Linked DNA regions of Homo sapiens: region 1 is linked to region 2. Evidence: read pairs that join two places in POLR2A ChIA-PET (ENCODE). Cell type or tissue: MCF 10A. All regions are shown on one strand. Links, peaks and the distances in the headings refer to the core of each region. The heading gives the core; the rest is flanking DNA. Region 1 holds the start of PPP1R2C (PPP1R2 family member C). Region 2 has its middle 230 kb from the start of MAOA.

The links. ChIA-PET counts read pairs that join two places held together with the same protein. Peaks named below come from ENCODE experiments on the same cell type or tissue, not always from the same donor. Only the 100,000 strongest peaks of a DNase experiment are listed, where the experiment ranks them.
Region 1: POLR2A ChIA-PET joins it to region 2 with 7 read pairs; 2 of 35 experiments call an interaction of 5 or more read pairs at or near these places.

What each region holds. Positions count from the first base shown.
Region 1 is chrX:42,772,189-42,780,948 of GRCh38, reverse strand. It overlaps PPP1R2C (PPP1R2 family member C), which reads left to right and starts at 2,786. Exons shown (of 1, transcript NM_025210.2): 1 at 2,786-3,583. The coding sequence starts at 2,870. The coding sequence ends at 3,478. In MCF 10A, for the core only: no CTCF peak of the experiment used is centred there; no DNase peak of the experiment used is centred there.
Region 2 is chrX:43,419,127-43,427,886 of GRCh38, reverse strand. No RefSeq gene overlaps it. Among named protein-coding and RNA genes, the nearest start is that of MAOA, 230 kb to the left of the region's middle. In MCF 10A, for the core only: no CTCF peak of the experiment used is centred there; a DNase peak (open chromatin) is centred at 3,856.

The DNA.
Region 1 (8,760 bases), core at 390-8,389, 650 kb after region 2:
GGACTGAGGGCATGTCAAGCAAATGTCTAGATGATTCCAGAGTCCATCTGAGTAGATAAAATATCCAGTCTGTTTCTAATTAGCCTTTTTTTTTCAGCCTCAGATAGTGGCTTTCAGGTATCCCTGAGTCCCTCGAGAGGCCCTGATGTGAGTGGGAGGATTAAAGTTCAAATGACTGAGGGAGTTGAGCTGGAGCAAGAAGGAAAATGTCTAGCAGGGGTGGACAGAGAAGTGGAGCAGGCAGGGGTTTGAGGGGAACATATCAAAGAATTCAAGGGAGCTGAAGAGAGGATTGAAGGTGGTAAGAGGAAGAAGCAATGGGAAGGAAGAGACCATAGAGGAGCCAGTTTGAGGAGATCTCAAGTTCCTCAAAGAGGCCACTGGAGTTCCAAATAATCCTCAGCAAAATCATGCCAATAAGAAAGGAAGTAGACAGAGCTGGCCTCAGCATGGGTTCAAGAGGAGGAGTTTCAGACAACTGAACAATTTCTATAAAGAGAGGCCTCACAAAGAGCCAGAAAAAATAAAATTTCCAGCCCAGTAGTTGTGGAGTGGATCCTCACTTGAAACAAAAGAGTCAGGAAAATATTCCAGGCCAGGGAGCCAGGAAGTAATTAAATAAGGGTGGGAGACAGGAAGAATTTTCTAGCCAGGACCAGGCCCAGGAATCAGAGAATATATATAACTCCATTCCAAACAAAGAGCCAGGAAGAAAGACTTCCAGCCCAACAGGTGCCTTCTTTCTCTCTTTCTTTTTCTTTTCCTTTTTTTGAGACAGGGTCTCATTCTGTCACCCAGGCTGGAGTGCAGGAAGCTCAGGTGCCTTTCATAAAAAGCTTCAGACTCTAACGCAGCTTCAGAGAGTATACTCAGAATCATAAGAATCAAAATGTATCCTCACCATGCTTCAACAGACTGCCATCTGGAGCACTGGCTCAAGAGTTGGGCTTACCAATGGATTCCTGATCAGTCAGCCAAGAGTGAAGACAAAGGTTTCAAAGGTGCATACTTCAGGTTCTGGATGAGAGCTCCAGGGGTCCAATGGTGAATCTGATCTTATCTGAGTCACAGCCAACACAACTGTTAAAAAAATTATTCATGACACTTGTTAAAGATGGTAAGAAAGACTCTATTCCATGGAGGACTATCACAGTAGATACACGAACCACTGCAATGGGGTCCGTGTAGGGGAATAAAATTGGCATTGACTGCCACTCCAACAAGAATAGGTAAAGGGCAGGATGGAGACTCAGTGAATAGAAAATTACTGAAAGGAAACATCAGGGCTAAGGGGAATTCTTGCTAGACTGACCCAACAGGGTGACAAGATATCTAGTGTGGGGCATGAGGAATTTGATCAGCTACTCAGGGAAGTCAGTTATCAGTGGTGGGGAATTTTCACTAAATTAACTTAGTAGGATTCTTGCTCAAACTGGATTCTACAAGCCCAAGTTTAGGCCTAGTCGAGCAGAGGGCTTAGAGGAGCCTGATTAAAGTTTGGTCAAAGGAGAGAATCTTTGTCACTTCCTTTTATGTTTTGATGTTTGTCATCTAGTGTACACAGATAAGAAATTACAAATGACTCAAAATGCTGTCACAGAGAATAAGAGACACCATGAAAGCAAAGCGAGGTCTATTTGCTGTTGGGGGTCAGGAAATGGCCTCTGAAAGTCAATGATGATTGAACTGAAATCTGAAAGGGTGCTCCAGGCTGCATGAAGAACCTGGAAAAAAAAAAAAAAAAAAAAAAAAAACCTCTTGGACAGGAAGGTTCATGAATGCTCCCACAATGGGAAGATCAGAATAGAAAGCTGGAGGTAGAGTGGGAAGAATTTAAGGGGAGAAGGCTGCAGATAGACACGTGAGTAAACTGAGCATATCATAACAGCTGTTTTCAGCCTCTTCTGAATTTGGGTCTTTATGTCAAGAACAGTGGGCAGCCGTTGAAGGGTTTGAAAGAGAGATGAAGAAGATCTGATGGGTGTTTTGACCGTGGATAAGAGATTGGACAGCAGGAGGAGGAGATACTGGGGGCCCAGTTCAATGACTGTGAGTGAAGTTGCCATAAGAGAAAATGGTGATTTGAAACACGGTGGTGGCAGAAGAGATCAAATAAGCCTCTTGAAATATTTAGGTCACATCCGAGGGCTGGATTGGAGAATGGGCAACATGAAGGGACTGAGGAGGACACGCAGATTCCCAGCTGATATAATTAGCTCTATGTTGGGGTCATTCACCAAGACAGGGAGAAGAGAGGAGGACCAAGGTATGCGTGGTGGAGGGAGAGTGTGGATGGGCACAGGAGGGAGGAGCAGAAGGTCATCACCTTCTAGCTGAGGCCTCTCATCTTTCCAACCAAAGTCGTGGCTTTCAAAGTTTTGACAGTGACCCACAATGAGAAATATTTTACATAGCTTTCCTGTGGGCAGACAGGGTGTATAGAAGTTTCTAAAACAATGCTTCCCCTTTCCATGTACAACCAAAGGGTATTTCCTACCTTATTTTCCGTTAAAAGAGAAAAAAAATGACGTTAGCATGGGCCACGAGGCGGTAACGTCAGCGGTACAGCCAGCGGCAACGGCAAAAGCAACGGTAGCTGTAACGGTAGCGGTGACGTCAGCGGTAGCGGCAACGGTGACTGCAACGGTAGCGGTAACCATAGCGGTAACCGTAGCAACTACGGCAGCGGTGGCGGAGGCGGCGACCATAGTGACGTCATACGCAGCGCCCTTTGTGACACCAGGGCCCTGGTGCTTTAACTAGGGCGTTGGGACCTGTTGCCCACACAGACCGCCCTGCAGTTTCAGACTGGAGGGCGGTGGACGGCTACTCAGCGGCCCAACTCTCTCGCAGCCCTTCTCTCCGCAAAATGTCAGCCTCCACCTCCTCGCACCGGCCCATCAAGGGGATCCTGAAAAACAAAAGCTCGTCGGGTTCCTCGGTGGCGACTTCCGGTCAGCAGTCTGGAGGGACTATTCAAGATGTGAAGAGAAAGAAATCCCAAAAGTGGGACGAATCAAGCATCCTTGCGGCACACCGCGCAACGTACAGAGATTACGATTTAATGAAGGCAAATGAGCCCGGCACTTCCTACATGAGTGTGCAAGATAATGGGGAAGATTCAGTGCGCGATGTCGAAGGAGAAGATTCAGTGCGTGGTGTCGAAGGAAAGGAAGCCACCGATGCTTCCGACCACAGCTGTGAGGTGGACGAGCAAGAGAGCAGTGAGGCCTACATGAGAAAAATCCTCCTCCACAAACAGGAGAAAAAGCGGCAGTTCGAAATGAGAAGAAGGCTTCACTACAACGAAGAATTGAACATCAAATTAGCTAGACAATTAATGTGGAAAGAGCTACAAAGTGAAGATAATGAAAACGAAGAAACGCCACAAGGCACGAACGAAGAGAAGACTGCTGCGGAAGAATCAGAGGAAGCTCCTCTGACCGGTGGACTGCAAACCCAGTCATGCGACCCTTAGAAGATGCCTGCTTCACCCTTGCAATTGTTTGTGAATATGTGACGCTTAGAAGATATCTGCTTCACCCTTGCAATTGTTTGTGAAATACAAACCTTGTTACTGTAATACACTGCTTCTTGTTTTCTGTAGCGCATGCGTCGAGTACTAAATTACTTAGTTAAATTGTAATGCAGAATTAAATGGTAATCTTAGAGAGTCATAGATTAAGTGGGAAATGTCTGCTTGATGTTATTGTAATTATTTAACACAAATACAGATCCTGATATTGCTTTTAATTTTATAAAGCCATATTCCTTTTATAAAACCATGGGTTAATGTATATATTCTATAGCTTTTTAATATGTTAAAGACTTGAAAGGTAACTAATTTATATTCACTTCTAGTTATACTAACTTTTGCAGAAAAGGTTTTGTTAAAAATGCAAAACATAATTGTTAAAGTAGATTATCTAGGCTGATAAATATTCAGGCTGAAAAACACATTAGGGTGATTTGCTGTTTAATTGAGAGGGAATATATTATAAGAGTTCTTGTTGAATTTTCTTGTAGTAACTTGACAGTTTCTCTTAATTTTCTTTGGTTTACAAGGAAATGACTGAACTTTTTCTCGTCAAAAATAGCCATTTTTCATGCATTATCAGGTTAAAATTGCACCAATGGCTGTTTTGTTTTTTGTACAGAGGGTGGGCAGATTTGGTATCAATAGTTTTTTCAAATTCTAAAGTAGTTAGTAGACCCTTTTTGTACCTACCTCAACCTCTGTCCTTTGTTCCTCAGTCCTCCCAGCCCATGCACATCAATCCCTTAACTTTATGGAATATCATAGATAGTCAAGACATTAGAAACCCTTTCTTCTCTCAGATATTCTATGTGTTGCAACAGTGTCATTTCCATTTTGAGTATGATGGTCTCTTCAGCCTTCCAACATGTGGGGTTACATAACTATTTGAATGCAAAGAAGTGGTTTCCAGATGCCTGCGGAGTGAACAGCTGCCTGCAGATGCGTTCTTCTTTCTTTCAAGTTCCTTCTGTCTGAAGGTGAAGACAGAAAGCTCAGCCCTCGTGACCTGTTCTTGCTCAGAAGAGAAGGAAACCCAGCTCACATTTGGCTACAGTTAGGGGAGGAATGGGGTTGCAGAAGTGATAAGGAAAAATAATAGATGACTCACAAGTGGGGAGATAAGCAGATGAAAACATTGGAGGGAGTAACACATGGTTCTACATGAGGGAGGGAGGTGTGTCTAAAGAATCATTTTCCACAAGATGATACACTATTGTTTACCTAACACAATACCACACTTAGGTTATTAGGGAGAAATGTGGGCAAGGAGATGAGGGATGAAGCCTCCAAAACCCAAATTTGGGGAGGAATACATCCAAGAATTTTTAATAAGAAACTTGATCCAATTAGCACTATCATTTTATAATTGAAAAATTCAGCCCATAAGAGACAGATGCAACATTCAATACACATTTAAGGGGAAGCAGAAGAGACTGAGCTCTCAGCCAGTCCACACTGGGTGGGCTTTAGCAGCCAAAGCTGCATGTGCAGAGGCCTTTGGAGGAATTAAGAATGCAGATTGCAAAAAGTCTGGGGAAAACTGAAAATTGTGGGTGTGTGTCTGTGTTTGTGTGTCTATGTGTGGGCACTGGGGAAAGCTGCCTTGAGGATTCTTCTCTACCAGTATAAACACAGTTCTCTAAGACAAGGTTATACATTATTAGCTCCTGAAAAAGGTAAAAAATTGTTTTTATCATTGTGTAGGCAGAGCATTTTTGCATCACTGAACCTGCTTATCCATGCTGGGTACAAAATATCTTATTCTTTCACAAAGCCTTCTTTTTCTTCATCTTTTTTTCCTGTTTTAAAGCAGACTCTTTGAAAGGTGCATATGAACCCGGTTTCCATAGCAATTGCAAGCATCAGTGATAACCCAGAGCTTCTAAGTTATAATATACAGGCTACCCTATTAATGAGTTTCAAACTGCATTTCCATGAGACAACGGCTCAGCCACTGATAGATAAGGTCAGACGCCATCTTCAAACTTTAAATTAAATCAGGATAGATCAAAATGCAACAGAGGGAGGAGTATCCTTTTGGGAAAGTGTGCTGTTAAAAATATGTTCTTTGTGGAGGCAAAACAGTTGCTTTTGTGGTTTCTAAAGCCCAGATGAAAAAAATACAAAAACACATACAGCTTCTTCTGGGTTACTAATGGCATGTTGTCATTTTCTCATGCTATTTGTGAGCGAGTTTTTATCATGGTAGCTCAGGCTCTAAGAAAGCACACAATCCTTTGCTTTAGGAAGAACAGACATAATGGTTTATTTTTGCCAGATCTCACATAACATCATGTTATAATTTATTAAATTATTTATTTATACACTAGGTGCCAAGGCTCTGTGCCTGCCTTCAAGGAGATACCAGTTTATGGATGGGAGAGCTCAGCCATGTCACCAGGTCATTTCTATACTGTGCAAGAGTGCTTTACAGAGGTCCTCGAGGGACATCACCTAAGGTCTTGAAAGGCCTTCACTTGGAGTTGATATCGAGGATAAGACCTAGAGGAGACATGAAATTTAACCAAGTGACGAGAGGTAGACTCATAGAAGTTAGCATTCCAGATGTAGGTAAGGAGATGTAGTTCCTTTGGGGAGCTGCAAGGTATTCTCTATGGGAGAATGCATAGGACTAAAGAGGAAAGAAAGGCTATGAAAGGATTCACATGCCACACAAAGGCAATGGGAGCCACCATTTTTAAACAGAATAGTGACATAATCAAACTCATGTTTTTGAAAGACCACTATCGCTGCAGAGTAGGGCCTGAAACCGAACAGCACAGAGGGACAAAGAGGGAGAGAGGAGCACATATGTGTGACATGGGTTACAGGAAGCTTATGGCTATAATATTCAAGTGCTGAACCTCTTACCTTGCACTCACAGCAGAGTCACACCCTGCTCTACATCAGTGCCATGCAGTGTGGCCCCCAGACTGGCTGCATAAGCAACACCCAGAAGCTGGTTAGAAGTCCTAATTCTCAGACTCCATCCCAGACCTACTGATTCAGCATCTCTAGGGCTAAGGCCTAGCGTTCTGTGCTTTAACAACCTTTCCAGGGGATTGTTCTGGATGTTCAAGTTTTTTTTTTTTTTCCTTACAAACAGAGTCTCACTCTGTCACCCAGGCTGCAGTGCAATGGCGCCATCTCGGCTCACTGCAACCTCCGCCTCCCAGGTTCAAACGATTCTCCTGCCTCAGCCCCTGGAGTGGCTGGGATTACAGGCATGTGGCATCATGCCTGGCTAATTTTTGTATTTTTAGTAGAGACGGGGTGTCACCATGTTGACCAGGCTGGTCTCGAACTTCTGACCTCAGGTGATCCACCCGCCTCAGCCTCCCAAAGTGCTGGGATTACAGGCGTGAGCCACCGCACCTGGCCAGTGTTCAAGTTTGAGAACCACTGCTTTACAATATAACTTTTTAATTAGCTGAGCTCAACTCTGTGGGACAGATCTCACTACTCATGTGTGTGCGTGTGTGTGTGTGTGTGTGTGTGTGTGTGAGATGTGTATACAATTTTGCAAAAATACATTACATTGAATGTCAGAACTACACAAAGATTTGTTGAGAAACTTTCACAAGTATGCTGCTAGATGGAAATCACAGCTATACTCAGTCTGTTCCCATCCCGCCAATGCAACCCTTTCTGTAGTCCCTCCTCCACATCTTGCTATACACTGTGCTCCTCACAGCACTGGTAGAGTTGGCATTCCCACTGCCACCCACAAAGTCCTGGGACTTTTCCATATCTTCAGCTTTCTTTGGGCTATTCCTTTTATCCAAAATATATGTCTTCCTATTTTTACTGCATGTCTTAATCAGTCTTCTACATTCAGTATAATTCATCCCGCAAACTTCTAAGTCAGAATAGTGGGTGTCTGCCTTGGGGGAGGCAGAAAAGTACAGTAAGTGACAGTGAAGGATTTGAAGTCAAAAAGATCTGGATTTGAACTCAAGCTCTGCCATATATTAGCTGAGTCACTTGAGGCAAAGCATTTCACCTCTTTAAGCCTGTTACCTTACAATCAAATGAGGATAATTATAACAATACCTTCCATTTCTGGTTGTTGAAATGATTAAATAAAAAAGTGCTAGTAAAACACAAGGCTTTTGGTAAGTATTCAGTAAGTGATAGCTATTATTATTATTCTCATCTGCACACATTTTCTCTACATCTGTTAAACCAATCATTTCTCTGACATTTCTGAATCTATCTCTCTTTTCCCACTGGACTGAGGGCCTCTTGGAGATAGGAGCTGTGCCCATGTGTCTGACATCTCTAAGCACAGTGTCTTGTACTCAACAGATGTTGTAGAACGGAACTGAGAAGTTGCACTTGAGCAGTTTTTCCTCCTGTCAAATTGTGTTCTATAATTCGTCTATAATTTACCTATTCAAATAGAGCTTGTTCCCTGAGGCTCCTCAAGTTTTAGCTCCATGAGCTGTGAGGGGCACAGGTGAAGACAAAGTGAAAAGATAACAGTCTCAAAGGGCAAGACTTGAGTGGCAGCTGCTTCAAATAACCTTCTCTTTGAGGATGTCCTTGGTGTTTTCATCATCACTAAGTCTGCAAAGTAGGAGATGAAATGGGAGGACAGCAGGCAGGATTTAGATGGAAAGCCAATCTCCATTTTAATTTTAAAATGCATTGAAACTTCTAGGACATAGCCAGGTTTATAAAAGAAAGGAATTAATTTTGTCTTGTGAATCTAGACCACAGGTAAGAACCACATTCAGTTATTTATAGCAACACATGACACTTTTATATTTGCAGAGTGTTTTTGATTCTTTTTTCCTTCTGAACTCCCTTTATTAATTACTATTGACTTTAATAGCAACATAAAACTTTTAGAGCTAGAAAAGGCCTTAAAGACCCTTTAGTCCAACTGCTTCCCATTATAGGCGAGGTTTTCTGTCTCATTAGCAGCAGAGATGAAATTATCACCCAGGGCTTATAAAGCCAAGGGGAGACTAAGTTTGTATATAGCAACAAGATCTCTCTCTTTATGTACAGGGAACCTAGATTGAAAACAGATTGAAGCATGTTTTCGAGTTGGTCTGGAGGCTGCTCTTGTATTTAGAACTCAGAAAAGCCTTCCAGAAGAGTATGACGTTTCTTAGAAAGCCTGGACTCAGACCAGCACCCAACACATCTGCTGGCTGATACTTTATCTTTTCAAGATGCCTAGAGTACACCTTGCTCTCCTGGTAACACCTGAG
Region 2 (8,760 bases), core at 523-8,522:
TACAAGTTGTTCTGGAGGGAGTCACAGCAGGGACCTCTGTTACATTTCACCTCCCCAGGAGGAGAGAGAGAGCTTTGTCCATCAGGAAGCTTTCTCATTTAGTGCTTTTTCTCCTCCTGAGAACTGCATGTAAAAAGTTGGACTGGATAATCATTTAGTTCAATTAAATCAAAGGCTTTTAAATTTAGTACTCATCAGAATCACCCAGGGTGCTTGTTTGAAAGGGATCATCTGGACCACCCCAGGGATTCTAATACAGGGGGTCCATAGATTTCATTTTGAGAAACATAGAGCTAACCTTTCTGTCTTTTGAACAGGCACGACAGTGGGAACTATTTGATTCTTTTTCTAACAGTTGCTTTCTACCTAAATTGCTGGGGGGAACAAACTAATAAAAAGTGGCCCCAACTTATCTTTCTACAATGAGTGCTTCACAAATGCACAGAGATAATGTAGTAGCCTGTTCACTTGCTGCTTTCACCTATTATTTCTGCAGTCACCTCTCACTGAGTGCTCCATAGTCCTGAGACAAGACAGAAATTAACCCCAGGGGAGGCAAATCTATATAGTGTCTGGGAGAGACGAACTGCTCTAGTCTTTCCTCAGCTATCTACTCTCATGCACCTGAATCACACATGCCAATTAGAAACAGATGCAGATAGCATATACCCTTAGTAGTCAAGCCTTCTGTTCTAAAAAGCACGTTGATCTTTGGTTTCCTAGTGCTTGAACTAGAATAAATGCTAACTTTGGATCATTTCTCCTAAATGCACATGTGGCATCCCACAAACTGTGTATGGTTTATAGATACAATATAGGGATTCATAGAGCATTTCCACATATAGAAGTATTCTACTCCAACTGCACAAGGTAATCAATAAAGAAGCTAATTTTCTGGCTCAGAAAGAAAATTCCCCCACCCTCTAATACTGCAGATGACTGTGTGTGTGCCGTCACAGGGTCCCCATATGGAGAAGTCTTGTTTTCACGGGGGTTTAAAGCCCTGGACTTTAGTTTGCCATGCAGTGATGCAACTCACGGTGTTTCAGAACAGACAGGGCGGAGAGAAGCTGGAATCACTACTTGTGCATTCTATGTGGACTCCAAAGCCCTCACTCTCTCATTCTAGCTCCTATCCTCCTGCCTGGAGGACAGCCAAACAAATATTAAGCTAGATATTATTGAGTGCCTCTTGCATTCCAGGCCTATACTAGGAATGTTATCTAATTTAACCTTCTTAACAACTCTGTAATACAGAGAGTATTTTTATTAGCTGGGTTCCCTAGAAAACAGAGCATTGAGCAAGGATTAAGGGGCTAATGCTTCATTTGGAAGAGGTGTTCTCAGGGCAGTGAGAGTGAGGGAAATGTCCAACAGACAGGAAAGGCTAGGAAACAAGCAAAGAGAGTTATTATTTCACTGGCCACTGTTTCATCACAAGCCTTGAAGAGACACAGCTGACTGACTGCTCAGCATGTCCACCCAGTCATATATGGGGGGTATCTTTTCACAAGCTGTATGGAGAAACCATGTTTTAGAAGATTGCTTCAGAGGGAGAAAAGGAGAGGAAATATATTTGCCTGACTTAGTCTTCTGTCTCCCATTGGTTAACATTTGCCCTGAGGGTCAGCAGGATTTAACTCCTTCATTCCTCCAGGTTGTTTCATCAAGCCCTTGTAGTAGGTGCTCTGGATGCCAGATTCTGCTCCTTCTGGTGTGGCACTTCACTGGAGTATGGAAGTGGCTGAAGGAGCCAAACTACAAAAATGTGATTTATCAGCTTCATAAAGTTGGTCAGTATATCAACTGAGTCTTTCAGGAAGCAGATGTTGAAATGGAATTAGGAGTGCATGAGGTTTATTGGAGGTGCAATTCCTAATGAATGAAGCGAAAAGAAGGATCAGGCAGAGAAAGCTTTCAGACCATAATGTAGAACTGACACCTGCGAAAGGCAAGTGGGAGGAATAAGATAAGGGGGAGGGAGAGCCATGAACTGGTGCAGATCTGACAAAGTCTCAGCCAATCCTCAAAATAGCCAGGGCCTTGCCTACCATGCTCAGACATTGGCTAAGGGCCTCCAAGGAAGAGCATGGTCTCAGCTCGAAAGCTGGAGTGCTAACACTTGGACAATGTCACCTAACTGCGTTCCTTGAGGCCCATCAGCAAGTTCTTTCTCAAAGGGAGATCAGAGCAGTGTACCTCCATGGCTGCCACAGTTGGCTACAAAGGCAGCTGAAGTGAAGCCAGTAGATGAGATCAAGAGACAAGTGAAGAGAAGAAAATTTGAGGAAGTCCAAAAGATATGTCTGATAAAAGATTGTCCCCATTTAAGATATGCAAAAGATACTCAATACATTATATAAATTATTTAAAGACAGTGCTGGTAAGTCTAGTTTCCAGGATTTGAGCTCAGTTTTATCTGAAGTGGAGGCATTTGATTCTCCTGATTCAGCTCTGGTATCATACAAATTTGTGGCAGGCAAGATACTAATGAAGTTTCTGCTAAGGGAATCCTGTAATTTGATTAGGTGTGTCTCCTGGCTATTGTTGTTTCTCATTTTGTAGCATTCAAACCTGGTTCCCTGGTCTTTCTGGAGATTCTGAAAACTCCTTAAACATCTATATCTTTTTTTCTATTTAAAACAGCTAGAACCTGATTGATGGCTACAATAAAGGGCCCTTGCCAGGACAGTACTCTTTTTTTTAAGTGTTTGTTTGCTTGTTTTTATTTGTTTGTTTTAGAGATGAGGTCTCCTGCCTCAGCCTCCTGAGTAGTTGGGGACTAGAGGTGCCCACCGCCATGTCTGACTTACTTTTTATTAAATATTTTCTGGATGAAGTTCCAGAAGTTCATGGAGTATAGTTTGTTAAATTAAGATGGTGACATAGTTGGCAGAAAAATGAACCCAAGGCCAACCCATTATATCTTATTCCTTTTAATTTCTGGTTTCCTACTATTATGAAGAACCACAGATTTCCAGGTATCCCAGGTATCCGATATGGTTCTTTTCAGATATCATGGAATGGTTAAGGGTAAGCTGAGGAGTATGAAAGAGGCAACTGAGTCACCAGAGTGTCATGGTCCCAGTGTTGTGTTGCAGCCTATCTATTTTGGCTCATGAGTGCTGATTTGTAAATTTTCTGGAATTTTGCAAATGTTCATAGCCTGAAATTGATTAGGGCAGAGTATTTGCACCATGAATATTGGGAAAACCTACACATAAGCCTTTGCCCCCACCCCCATCCCCTAGCTTGCTAAAGAGCCAATTTCTCAGTGTTAGCTAAAATTTACCTCCATAGCTCTTGAAATGCATTTCTTCCCTTGGTACTCTGTGGGATCTTAGAAATCCACTGTTCTATGGGATCAGATTTGATGTTTGTGGTACGATATGAGAGGCATAGAGATCTGCCTCCTGCCCTGTAATTCCCCATCTCCACTGTTGCTATGTGACAAACCACCCCAAACTAAGTGATGTTAAGCAACAAAATTTGTTATGCTCACAGAATCTGTGGGTCAGGGGTTCATATGGGACGGAGTAGGGATGGTTTGTCTGTGCCACACCATACACAGAGCCCCCAATGGAAATATTTGAATGACTAGGGATGAACTGAATGGCTAGGGATGGAATAATTTGGAAGCTTCTTCACTCACATACCTGACATCTGGGCTGGGATGACTCAAAGCCTAGCTCATCTGAAGCTATCAACTGGAACACTACACATGGCCTCTCCATGGGCTTGAGCTTCTTACACCATGGCAGTTGGATCCAAGAGGAAACATCCTAAGAGGGATGTCTAGAGACTGAGTGTTTAAAGAACCTGTTGTAAGTTGCATGACCTTTTATGACTCAGGCTTAGAAGAAACATTGCATCACTCTGTAAGTGTTCACATGTCCACCCAGATTCAAGGGAAAGGACTCAACCTCTTGATTGAAAATGTCACAAGAATTTAGAGCAGTGTTTTCAACCATGCCCTTCTCAACACATAATTGTCAAAAATTTTGAAATACTACTACTACTTAGGATTCATTCTTCTAAATCAAACATTGTTACCAATCAAAACACAACTTCTCCTGGAAATCAATCTTGTATCAGTATATCATAGATGCTCCCAGATTTTTTTTTTGTTTGTTTGTTTTTTGTTTTTTGTTTTTTTTTTTTTTTGAGACGGAGTCTCGCTCTGTCGCCCAGGCTGGAGTGCAGTGGTGCGATCTCAGCTCACTGCAAGCTCCGCCTCCCTGGTTCACACCATTCTCCTGCCTCAGCCTCCCGAGTACCTGGGACTACAGGCGCCTGCCACCACACCCGGCTAATTTTTTTTTGTATTTTTTTTTAGTAGAGACAGGGTTTTACCATGTTAGCCAGGATGGTCTCGATCTCCTGACCTCGTGATCCACCCACCTCGGACTCCCAAAGTGCTGGGATTACAGGCGTGAGCCACCACGCCTGGCCTCAGATGTTTTTTAATGTGATAGCCAGACTAGAGCAGATCACCATGGGCTGGAGGAATCAGAGAACATGCAAGACCTGGGTGCTTAGGACAGGAAAGTGTGAGGGGAGATATGTGGGGACAGAAGAGTTACCTCTCAAATTTGCATGTAGCTAGTCCTCCTTGTTGCTTTCATAGGGAAAAGTGCAGAGTGCAGAAAAGTTACTCATCTCTCAGAAGCCCTCAGGGAAAGGAGAGACTCCCCACTTCCATAACCACTAGTCTCTTGTTTGTCTGTCTCTAAGTCTCTGAGCTAAGTTCTGGGATGCACTGGCAACAAGAAATGACACACTCCCTACTCTCCAGGTACTTGCCATCTAGTGGGAAAAGTCCAGACAAATAAATGGATGTGTTTGTTGTGATAAACATAAGGATAAAAGTAAGATACTGTGGGACCACAGAGGAGAGGCAGCCAACCCAAACTGAGAAATAAGGAGTGGCTTTGAGGATGAGGTGGGGTGGCCCTGTAGTAGGTAAGGATTTCCCGAGTAAATGGCTGTATGGAAGGGCACCCGGGCAGAGGACTTGTGCTGCCCAGCCATAGGAAAATGTTTGGGTTTCTCATATTTCAAAATGGCTGGAGCCTGCAGTACAACAAGGGATGGTATGAGAGGAGGCTGATTAAAAATTGAAGTAGGGCTGACATTCTTCTTAGGCTGCGCTGTTTAAACTCTATTCTGTAGGTTGTAGGGAGTCATTTGAGCATTGTGTGGTTGAATATGATATGTAAGGATTTGCATTTGCAAAGATTACTCTGGCTAAAGTTTGGAAACTGGTTTGGAGTGGGAAAGGTATGAAGGTAGAGGCACTAGTTAAGATATGGCTTACTATAACAGAAGTTACGCATACTTATATTACTATAGTAACATAGGTAATGGTGGGGAGTACATAGACAGGAATATAGATTCAGGATATATCATGGAGGTACATTTGTCTTGTCTTAGTGACTGATTAGATTTGGAAACTTAAGTAAAACTGGTAATCTGTGATGGCTGGGGGCAGGGGTAATGTCACCTTTCACACAAATAAGCAATGCAGAGGATGGAGGGAGAAGGGTGGAAGAGATAGGCACAGTGATAAATGAATGCAGCTTTAGACCTATTACACTGGAGTAACCTGTAAGGCAACCAGATGAAATATATAGAGAGAGGTCTGGAGGAACAGATTTAAAAGTCATTAGCATACAACCACATGGTGAATGAATCCACAGAAATTAATGGGTTTGCCTAGGATGGGTATAGAGTGAAAAGAGAAGACTGTCAAGAACAGGACCCCAGGGAGCAGTGATTTTATGGAATGGACAAAGGAAGAATGGCTGCAAAGGAGACTAAGAGACTGAACAGGGACAACTGAAGGAAAGGAGAAAAATTAAAAAAAGAATAGCCCCAGGAAATTTCCTGTTGGGAAAATTAAGGATTTCAGAGTAATGGAAGAAATGGTTCACTTCCACTTGGAAACAAAAAGAGGATCTGTGAAAAACACTCTGTAAGGGAGATGCTACCCTTGGGGAATTAGTAACTGAAGGATAAACCTGTGCATTTATATAACTCTCTGATTGTTGAATATACTCTATTTTCAGCTGCAGCACATTTTATAAAGCTGACAGATTAGGTTCATGATACAGTTCAATTTCCTTTTAATTTCATGATTTTTACTTGTTTTTCTGTCTTAAACCATGCACAGTGTAACCATAACAATGACAACAATAATAAATAAAATGATCCATAATCCTTTAATTTCCAAATAAACTGTTTTTTGTTTTTAATATTATTTGTCTGTAAGAAATTTTATAGCTATAATATTAACATTTTTATACTGCTAAATTTGCTTGTTTACAAATGTGGTAAGTGTATTTCAACATAGATACATAGGTATTAAGAACTGTGATTTTAAATATCTGCATAATATTCTGTTATATGGTAATGCTATAATTTACTGTCCATTTCTCTATTTTTTAATATTTAAACTGTTTCTAAATTTGCTAAATTGAATGCATTTATGCATAATGAGTCTCTCTAGACACTCCTAGAGTTAAGGAATTTCATTACAAATTTGAATAATTCTGAAATTTCAGGATAATATTATAATACAGTGATTCAGAACTGAGCTCAAGGTTTAGTTCAATTATGTCTTTGGTTTTCGTTATTGCCATGGTTGAAATCATCCTTCACAAGGGCTATAATATAAAATAGACACTTTGGGAGATGTTTATTGTTAATAATTGTATATGTGAATTCATATTTCAAATAATCTCATTGTTAATCTTACAAGTTCGTTAGCTTCTGGGCAAGTCTGAGTAAATCCTCATTGTTTGTTTTTTTAAAATCTCATTTACTGTCCAAAGAAGAGTTTGTACTAGGAGTAGAAGTTTTGGCCCTGCCTTTTTATTTTTGTTTGCTTGAGCTTACATTATTAGTGTTACCTTAAAATCGTGTTTGATGAATCTATCTGTCTGTCTCTGCCTGTTTATCTGTCTATCCATTCATCCACCCATCCATCCATCCATCCATCTGGCAGAAATAATTTCTAGACCCTTAACCACTTTATGACGGTTTGTTTAGCTAAAACCAGATTATATGAGCCATTAATTTTCTTAACTGTGTAGATGTAAACAGCAATCTATTGTAACATGCTACATTATGCAGTCTGATGAGAGAGGCACTGAACCATGAGCGACCCATGACTCTAGATTTGTGGATCAAATAAGGATGCCTTATAGTAAATAATGGTAGAGCTTTCTGCTTTTTAATTCATACATCAATATAACTTGAAATTCTAATATTTCTTCCTGATATGGTTTGGCTCTGTCCCCATCCGATTCTCATCATGAATTGTAGTTCCCATAATCCCTACATGTCGTGGGAGGGACCCAGTGGGAGGTAATTGAATTGTAGGGGCAATTACCCTCATGCTGTTCTTGTGATAGTGAGTGAGTTCTGATGAGATCTGAGGGCTTTATAAGGGGTCCCCCATTTGCTTGGCCCTTCTCTTTCCTGCAGCCATGTGAAGAAGGACATGTTTGCTTCCCTTTCCCCCATGATTATAAGTTTCCTGAGGCCTCCCCAGCCCTGTGGAACTGTGAGTCAATTAAGCCTCTTTCCTTTATAAATTACCCAGTCTTGAGTATTTCTTCACAACATCATGAAAATGGACTAATACACTTCCCTCCTCCAAGTGTATTCTCTCCAAGTGTATCACCCTTGAGTATAAGCATCCCACTTTAGAGACCACTGCTCCAAAAGTCTTCCTGGTCTTGACACTCTGATTAGCTTCTGCTGTTGTCTGCTGTCCAGCAATTCTCTGGAACAGTGGGTTAGAGAGAGTTCTTTCTACAGAGTAAGTAGAACCCTTCAGTAATGAGAAAGCATTACTAAGTATAGTTTTTTTCTGAAATTTTAAAACAATAGCAACCTAATCATCACCATGTATAAATGTATATTACTGATAATGCATCATATATTGTTGCTAGTTAGGAATCACTGGTACACGACTGAACTATTTGTATAATTGAGAACCAATATTTTCAAGTCCATGCAGCACTATAAAACTTAGTTGGTGTAGTTACTAGACATCACCCAAGAATGAGGCCCTTTTTCTTTGCTTTCTAGTTTTTGTCTTGCTCTTAGTCATTGATTCATCCATTCATTCAACAAGATTGTAAAGAGCACCTTCAATAATAATAAATAAAAGCTAATATGTATTGATTTGGTGCTTTGTGCCAGTCCATTTTCTAAGCACTTCAAATGCATTAACTCCTTTAACTCTCACAGTAATCCTAGGGGAGATTTTTAGTGATTCCATATACAATCCCTATTTGCCACAGACATTTTCAAATTCCCTTAAGTTTGCTGGCTCACAAGGCCCCAGTAACAGTGAAGCTAATATATCAACCTGCATATGCTGCAAAGCCCTTTCTTGCTCTAGAAAACACACTTGAAACTGGCAGCCTTGTGGGTATGTTGGCAAATGGGGCTAAACAGCATGCCCAAATGTAGTTGTTGGTGAGGCACATGGTCATACAGCTAGAAAGTAGCTTCAATAAACTAAGGACCATGCTAAGTAAGCCACAGCAATAGACAGAGAAAGACACAACCTGCTCTAAAGGCGCTCCCAGATATGTGGACTAGACAAAGAGATTATTGCTTAGCAGTGAGCTGTCTATTATAGATGTTAATATAGAGTCTCTGGAAAATACATTGGAAATCAGCCTTTTTAGATTCTGGAGGCAACAACTACCACATTTGGGCATGCACAGTCTTGAAATAGCTCCT